Linked DNA regions of Homo sapiens: region 1 is linked to region 2. Evidence: chromatin loops called from intact Hi-C (ENCODE). Cell type or tissue: gastrocnemius medialis. All regions are shown on one strand. Links, peaks and the distances in the headings refer to the core of each region. The heading gives the core; the rest is flanking DNA.

Region 1 (2,500 bases), core at 1-2,500, 1.9 Mb after region 2:
TGGTTTCACAGGTATATGTAATTTCTAAACTTATCAAATTGTACACTTAAAATATGTGGTCTATGGAATGTTAATTATATCTCAATAAAGCTGTTAAAATTGTACTGAAACAAAACCATTGGGGGAAACTGGGTAAAGAGTCCAAAGGACCTCCCTATACTATCATTGTAACTTCCTGTCAATTATAACGATTCCAAAATAAAGAATTTAAAAGTGTTTTTAAAATTAAAAAAAAAAAGTCTGAGATGGAAAATCACTGAATGGAATTAACAACAGTTTAGACGTTGCAGAAAAAACAGTAGTGCACTTGAAGACATAACAATAGAAATTATCCAAAAAACACCAAGAGAAAGAATTTTAGAAATGAATACAAAGGGCTAGGCGCAGTGGCTCATGCCTGTAATCCCAACACTTTGGGAGGCTGAGGCGGGCGGATCACCTGAGGTCAGGAGTTCGAGACCACCCTGGCCAACATGGTGAAACCCTGTCTCTGCTAAAAATACAAAAATTAGCCTGGTGTGGTGGTGCATGCCTGTAATCCCAGCTACTCAGGAGGCTGAGGCAGGAGAATCGCTTGAGTACGGGAGACAGAGGTTGCAATGAGCCGAGATGGCACCACTGCACTCCAGCCTGGGCAAAAGAATGAGACTCCATCTCAAAAAAAAAAAAAAAAAGAAAAAAGAAAAGAATACAAAGTATACACAATGTGACCAGGTGGGTGGCTCATGCCTGTAATCTCAGCACTTTGGGAGGCCAAGGTGGGAGAATCAGTTGAGGCCAGGAGCTCCCGACCAGCCTGGGCAACATAGCAAGACTTCATCTCCACAAAAAAATTTTAAAATTAGCCAGGCATGGTGGCACGTGCCTATAGCCCCAACTACTTGGGACGCTGAGGCAGGAAGATCGCTTGAGCCCAAGAGTTGAAGGCTGCAGTGAGCTATGATCGCACAACTGCACTCCAGCCTGGGAAACCAAGCGAGACCGTATCTCAAAAAAAAAGAAAAAAAGTATACACAATATACAACAGGCAGAAAGTATGTCCTTTACAATGATTTAAAGTTATGAAAAAAATTTAAGCCAGGTGAGATAGTGCATGCCTACAGTCTTGGCTACTTAGGAGGCTGAAGTGAGAGGATGGCTTGAGTCCAGAAGTTCAAGGCTACAGTACGCTATCTATGATCACACCTGTGAATAGCCACTGCACTCTAGCCTGGGTGACATAGCAAGATCCTGCCTCTAAAAAAATAAAAATAAAAGTAAACTTAAATTTTAGGTATCAAGTGAAAACAGGCAAGAGGGTTTTTTTATTTTTTTATTTTGTGGGGGCGCATGAATAAAGGAATTTAAAGATGCTACTCTGGATCCCATCTTCCTTCTTCCTTGCTCCTGAGTATCCTTTCCCTCTGTTCTGCTGGCTCGTTCCTATCAGCACACATATCCACAGCTTTAAGGAAAGCTTCCTTTGACCCCCATAACCCATCTCCAGTTACTGCCCAGTTGCTCTGCTCTTTTTGCAACAGACGCCTGGAGTTCTGCCATCTCTGCTTCCTCATCTCCCACGTACTCTTCAACCCATGCCCATGTGACTGCCACTCCAAACGCTCCACCAGCATTCCTCTTGCTAGACTCATCATGACTTCTCTGTTGCTAAATTCATTGGATGCTTTTCGTTCTCATTCTGCTTGCCCTTTCAACTATTTTCAATAGTTCACCACTCCCTCCTTCAGCAGCTTGCCACTTCCTCCTTGGATTTTGGAACACCACCCTTTTTTGTTTTCTTCTCACCTCTCTGGCACTTCTTTATCAGGTTTCTTGGCAAGCACCTTATTACCATTGCAACTTTTAAATGCAGGTGTCCCTGTCCTTGGCCCAAAGGCTCTCTGCACACTTCTTCTCTTGAGCTCATCAAATATCAAGGTTTTATTTTATTTTTTATTTTATTTTGTTTGAGACAGAGTCTCGCTCTGTCACCCAGGCTGGAGTACAGTGGCACCATCTCGGCTCACTGCAACCTCCACCTCTGAGGTTCAAGTCATTCTCCTGCCTTAGCCTCCCAAGTAGCTGGGATTACAGGCATGCACCACCATGCCTGGCTAGTTTTTTGTATTTTTAGTAGAGATGGAGTTTCACCATGTTGGCCAGGCTGGTTTCGAATTTCTGGCCTTAAGTGATCCCACCTCAGCCTCCCAAAGTGCTGGGATTACAGGTGTGAGCCACTGTGCCTGGCCATTTTTTTGTATTTTTAGCAGAGACGGGGTTTCATCATGTTGGCCAGGCTGGTCTCGAACTCCTAAATATCAAGATTTTAAGTACATTCATATGTCAACAACTCCCAAGGGTGTATCTCCAATCCAGGCTCTCTTCTGGGCTCAGGGCCTGTATTTCCAATTGCCTACTTGACCACTCCACCGGAATGCCTCAAAGATATGTCGAGGTTTTCCACGTTCAAAACCCAACTCTCAATCTCCCCCAGCAGAAAATAGTGACTCTATCCACACAA
Region 2 (6,169 bases), core at 1,614-4,113:
CACCATACCTGACTAATTTTTAAATTTGTTGTAGAGATATGGTCTCACTTTGCTGCCCAGGCTGGTCTCAAACTCCTGGACTCAAGTGATCCTCCCACCTCAGCCTCCCAAAGTGCTGGGATTACAGATGCGAGCCACCATGCTAGGCCAGTCATGCTTTTTTGTTTGTTTTTAGTTCTTTTTCTGTGCATAACTTTTGTTATTCATTTATTTAGATTTTTTAGGAAAACCAGCAGCAGAACACTTAAGATCAATAATAATAAAGAACAGTTACCTCATTTCTATTTGATTTTTACAGAGACTTTTTGCCAAGAGTACTAAGACTAGTACCTTCTATGACACCCCAACTCTGACAAGAGGCAGTAACCACTAATATACATTCTCCTCTCCCTTATTTGGAGATGAATTCAGATACATTAAACTGCAAGTAATTTTACGCTTAAGCCTTGTACAACACTAAAATATACAGTAATAATAGTCATTATACAAATGTATGGTTGAGTTTATGATATGGTTAGGATCTGTGTCTGTGCCCAAATCTCATGTTAAATTATAATCCCCAATGTTGGAGGAGGGACCTGGTGGGAGGTGATTGGATCATGAGGGCAGAGTTCTCTTGAATGGTTTGACACCATTCCTGCCTTGGCACTGTATAGTGAGTGAGTTTATCATGAGATCTGGTTTTTTAAAAGTGTGTGGCAGATCACGAGGTCAGGAGTTCGAGACCAGCCTGACCAACCTGGTGAAACCCCGTCTCTACTAAAAATACAAAAATTAGCCGGGTGTGGTGGTGGGCGCCTGTAATCCCAGCTACTCGGGAGGCTGAGGCAGGAGAATCGCGTGAACCCGGGAGGCGGAGTTTGCAGTGAGCTGAGATCATGCCACTGCACTCTAGCCTGGGCGACAGTGCGAGACTGAAAAAAAAAAAAAAAGTGTGTGGCACCTCCCTGCCTCCCTGCACCCTCTCTCTTCCTCTTACTCCGGCCACGTGATAGCTGCACTCCCCCTTCCCCTTCTGCCACAACTGTCCATTTCCTGAGGCCTCCCCAGGAGTGGAGCAGATGCCAGCATCATGCTTCGTGTACAGCCTGTGGAACCATGAGCCAATTAAACCCCTTTTCTTTATAAATTACCCAGTCTCAGGTATATCTTTATAGCAATATGAGAGTGGACTACTACAGCTTACCTTTGAGTGTTTTACACATTTATGGGTATGCTTTTTGTTTGTAACCATAATTAGGAAGGCGAGAGCATTACTGGTCTTTATTGGACTGGGGCTACGAATGCTATGTAGTCTGCAATGGAAGGGACAGGTCCATACAAGGGATCAATAGTTATACTTCATGCAGGATTTCCAACAGTTCTGCTAGAGTATTCATGTAGGTGACATGCCTGCTAATAATGATCTAACCTTATACTCTTAGTACCTTTTACATATGAACCCTAAAATACATTTTTTAAATCCTTTAGATAAGAGATTGAATTCTTCATGGATAGTACACAGAGGGTATATTATGTTTTGTTTGTTTGGAACTTTACAGAGAATTCGCCACAATTTTGGAAAACCACATCAACTACCTTACTTTGCTGGCGGTATGTTTGTTGCTTATACAACTAATGCTTTGTCAGCAATGAAGCACATCATCTGAATATGCAGTTGAGGGGATTCTACATAGATAGATGCAAGCATCTGATCACTTCATTGGTCTTCCGCATTTCATAAGGAGAAAAATATTACCTTGTTATAAATTACTTCATTTTTTCCTTCAAGTTGAAGCATCGTCGTGTATATTGATTTAAAAATTATATGTGTAGGCATGTGATATTAGTTACTAATTTTAGCTGAAGATAATTATAATTTTATTTCAGATTTCTGTTATTAAAAAGGTCTGGAATCGGATAGGTTGAGATCAACCCGATACCACGATATTTGCTAAAATTTATTTGAACACACAGAAAAGTCCCAACACAGAGAACTCTTTATTACTATTATTTATTATTTCTACTATTCTTTTAAAAAATTATTATCGTTACACGCAGCGGTTTTAGGCACTATGAAGTGTTTATTGCCTCGGGGCTGGGAACCTTTGCGCCCTTCTTCAGCTGTGCTCTCAGGCAGTTACCGGCCAGACCCGGACCGGAACCTTGGCGCGGTGACGCTAGTTTCCGGCGGGCTACTTAGAGCGCCGAACAGCTCTGGGCCAAAGGACCATGAGAGGGCCGGAGCCGGGTCCCCAACCGACGATGGAGGGAGACGTGCTGGACACACTGGAGGCGCTGGGGTGAGTGCTTTTGGAGACGCCTTTTCCCTGAAAACGCAACCTCTCCTTGGCCTGGCTGCTTAGCCTACTTCCCTTGGGCCTCTGTGGGCCTGGGCGGCCATGTGTAGGCCTCCTTCCCTGCCTCGATCCCTCCGGCGCCGACGGAGTTAAGCGGGAGGCGGGAGAGAAATCTATTTGGGGGGTGGAGCAGGGCCGGAGAGCTGGGGTTCGTGGCCCCCTCTTCGAAACTTCTTGCCTCGAAACTCTGTTGCAGGAATCCGCCGGGTGGCGCGGAGCGGCCCTTCTAGCACCGGTTTTCTGGGCTAGCTCGCGCCCGCAGGTGATATTTGTGTTGACGTAGTTCTGGCGCCCGGAGGGAGGTGCTGGAACCTGAGCTGCTGTTGAGGACTGTTGTCTCCTACAATGTACAACTTGTGGCTTACTTGGGGCTCTGGAGCGAATGGCTTTTACTTTGACCGGAGAAAGTGTTGTAGTTCATTGCGAGTTCGTTCTTTCAACCATTTCGTCCGTTCGTCAACGTGTATATTAGCTTGTATATTAATTTACACATATTTACGTTTGTAAATTTCCCCTAGGCAAGGGAAAAGGATAGTTTTTCAGATTACTCTTGGCTTACATAGTCGCGCAGGCTGCAAGTCTGCTGCCGGCTGGTATTTACAGTGCAGAATGGTAAGTGCTGTGAGAACTCAGGGTGGAGGTGGGAGTAATGTTAATACTTAACAAGTGTGGTGGTTCGTAATCTCCCCCTCAACCTCATCCTGTTTTTTTCCACACAGCTCTTGTCCCCATCCCAAATTATCATGTCCTGCCCATTCATTTGTCTCTTGAACTCTGCTTCTCCCTCGTTTTATTCCTCCTCCTCCCCAAGTCAGCTCCTGGAAAACTGATGCTTTGCATATTTTATTCACCGATGTTTTCCCAGCAACACACTAGAACGGAGTCTTTTACAGTAAATAGTGGTTGAATGAATGAGTAAATGAATGAAGAAAAGCTTAGAGAAGAGTCCACAGCAGTAAGCATAGGACCAGATAGTTGAGTCATACAGTGCACATTAAATAAAGAGCTTGGAGCCATCTGCACATTTGTTTGCCCTGCTACGTGCTGCTGTTTCTTGATAGGGGAAGCTGTGCCTTTGCAGCGTTATTATGAAGCTTGAACCAATCCCACACCCCACTTTATCTTCTCTAAAACTGCATTTGCCCCTCTATCAATTGTTTCTTTAGTTGAACCCTGATAATACCTACTTTGCAGTGACCCAGGGTTACGGAGTCTTGCACTTAGTAGATCGTGAATACATATTTGTCAAACGAAAGAACAGTGCCATTGATTATTTAGGGGGCATTTTTACTTCTGTGAAGTCCCTTGGAAGTTCTCACTTAACTTGGTTAAGAAGGAACCAAAACAAGAACTGAAAATACTTAGTAGAATTATTTAGGCTCCAAACAGTTTGAGCTCCCAAGTACTTCAGGTAAGAATATTGGGAACTCATAAATGGTTTATGAAAAAGGAAAAGGCAGTGCTTTTCTTCTTTCTTCATTTCTTGAACTTATTGTTCATATTATAAGTGTTTTAGAAAATTCATTGCTATAATCTTGATTTTTATCAAGGAAAATTAGTCAGATTATTCAACATGGAAAGTAAAACAGTTTACACACTCCAAAATTAGTTTTTCCTGGAATAACTATGAGGGCAACATTTTGAAGTTTGAATTCTCCTATGATAATACGATGTGAAAAAAGTAGTTATTTACAATATGTGTTGTAATGGAACACTGTGTTTTCAAATATCCATGTAGATAGTGAATAATGCATTTTCTGTTGTAAGGTATTGAGGATATCAGCAAAGGTACTTCAGTTTGTCATGTAAAATAAATTAATGGGAGGCATTTGAAGGGAAAAATCTATGTGAAAGGACAATTTAGTGATACAGGTGAAAACAGGATAGGCTAGGAGTCAGTCAGTTTTCTCATCTGTGAAAAGAGAGGGCTGGAGCAGATGATTTTAGAAGTCTCTTTCAGTTCTGATAGTCTCTGATTTTGTGGAATAGTAGATCTCAACACTGGAAGTACATCAGAGTCGTGTGGAACTTGTGAAAAACTGTTCCAGTCTAGTATATACCATAGACTGACCGAATCATAATCTTCAGAGGTACAGTACAGACCTGCATATTTTTAAAAAGATTCACAGACTCAGTTGAGAAACACTACTATGGAGAGAAGTTTCCTTTAAATATTTATTGAACACACTGTATATTGGACCTCGTTCTGAGGAGTCAGTGGTGAGCAAAATAGACTTGGTTCCTACCCTTGTGGAGTTTATAATCTAGTGGAGAAACAGACATGATCACAAAAACAATTATAAACTATAATAAATGTGTCAAAGGAAAAGAACAGGGTGATGTAACAGGAGGATCTAAGAAGTCTTAGGGGTTAGTGATAGATTCCTGAGGAAGTGACATTTGAGTTGAAATAAGAAGGGTGAATAGAAATTAAGTAGTTAAGGTTGGATGGATGAAAAAGGGGGACAAAGATATCCTTACAGTGAGAAGAAAATGTGAAGACTTTGAAATGTGAAGGAGCTTGCTGTATTAGAAGAACTGGAAGGAGGCTAATGTGGTTGGAAGGCAGAGTGTGAGGGGCAGAGTGGTGGGAAATTGGATTCAAGAGTTAGGTGAAAATCAGGGCATGCAGCCCCTTTTAGTCTGTGTTGTGGATTTTATTCTTGATCATAACAGCAATGGGATGTGATCGAATAATTTTAAATAAAAAGGGAGTGGTTAGATGTCTAGTTTGAAAGTTACATCTGTCAGCAAGATGGAAAATAGATTGGAGAATTTAGTTAATAGTCTGTGAAAGAAATGATGGTTGCTTAGTGGCAGTGGATATGGGAAGAACTACATTACTGAACTTAGTGATTGATTGGATATTAAAATTCAAGGATTCATTTCTCTTTATTTTAAAAAATTTTTTAGATACAGGGTCTTGTTATGATACCCGGGCTAGTCTTGAACTCCTGGCCTCAAATGATCTCCTGCCTTGGCTTCTCAAAGTGTTGGGATTACAGGTGTGAGCCACCACGCCCCAACAGATTAATTTCTTCAGTTGGTATTTATTGAGCACCAAAATGAAATGATACACCTTAGAATCTAAATTGGATACAGAAGAATGTGAAGATAGGAGAGAGTTGGTAAATATGGAGAATGCAGAGGAATCAATGAATGGAGGTAATGATGATATCAAAGAATAGTTATAGGTGAGTGGTCGAAGAAGCAAGTGGAAGGATAAATAAGAGGTTGTGGTCAGGGAGCCACATGTTTGGATAAGTGATTTTGGAGGTGCAGTGGTTGTAAGTAATGGCAAGGGTGCAAGGGGGGCTGAGTGACATGTGCAGGTTGGAATTGAGAGCTCAGGGTGTGAGATAGGGTATACATACAGACATTAAAGAAACTCAGTGTAATGGCAAGAATAGAGGTGGAGAGGAAAACTGAGCAAAGGGGATGTTGGGGAGTGTCCAAGAGGTAATAGATGAAAACCACAAGTGAATGGGTGGCAAATCTGAGTGGCCTGTGCCTCAAGGAAATAGGAGATATTTATAAGATAATGGGAGAGCAGTGATAATGATGCTATTTTGGTAAGAAAGGAGGCCAAAACTCCTACTATCTGACCTTAAGGCATTTGTGAAAATAAAAATAATTAAAGCTAGAGATGGTAGGAATAACAATCTTACTTTTTTTTTTTTTTTTTAAGAAAGAGAATTTTCAGAGTCAAAAGAACAGAAATCAGTAATCTGTTCTCTTCCAGGGTGGGGAGAAAACCTCCTTCCCCATAGGTTCGAGACTATGGCTAGATGGTGAAGAAGGGAGCTCAGTACCCAACCTTGGGGAGACAC

The links. Hi-C counts contacts between places; a loop is a spot of excess contacts. Peaks named below come from ENCODE experiments on the same cell type or tissue, not always from the same donor. Only the 100,000 strongest peaks of a DNase experiment are listed, where the experiment ranks them.
Region 1: it touches region 2 in a loop (15-fold over the local background); 4 of 110 quality-filtered maps call a loop at or near these places.

Annotation. Positions count from the first base shown.
Region 1 is chr15:40,378,423-40,380,922 of GRCh38, forward strand. It overlaps DISP2 (dispatched RND transporter family member 2), which reads left to right. Exons shown (of 8, transcript NM_033510.3): 8 at 1-199. Among named protein-coding and RNA genes, the nearest start is that of KNSTRN, 3.0 kb to the right of the region's middle. In gastrocnemius medialis, for the core only: no CTCF peak of the experiment used is centred there; a DNase peak (open chromatin) is centred at 1,559; H3K27ac peaks cover 1,395 bases.
Region 2 is chr15:38,451,951-38,458,119 of GRCh38, forward strand. It overlaps FAM98B (family with sequence similarity 98 member B), which reads left to right and starts at 2,177. Exons shown (of 8, transcript NM_173611.4): 1 at 2,177-2,282. The coding sequence starts at 2,212. RefSeq lists enhancers at 2,325-2,434, 2,495-2,594. In gastrocnemius medialis, for the core only: a CTCF peak has its summit at 2,640; DNase peaks (open chromatin) are centred at 2,181 and 2,491; H3K4me3 peaks cover 2,093 bases; H3K27ac peaks cover 1,826 bases.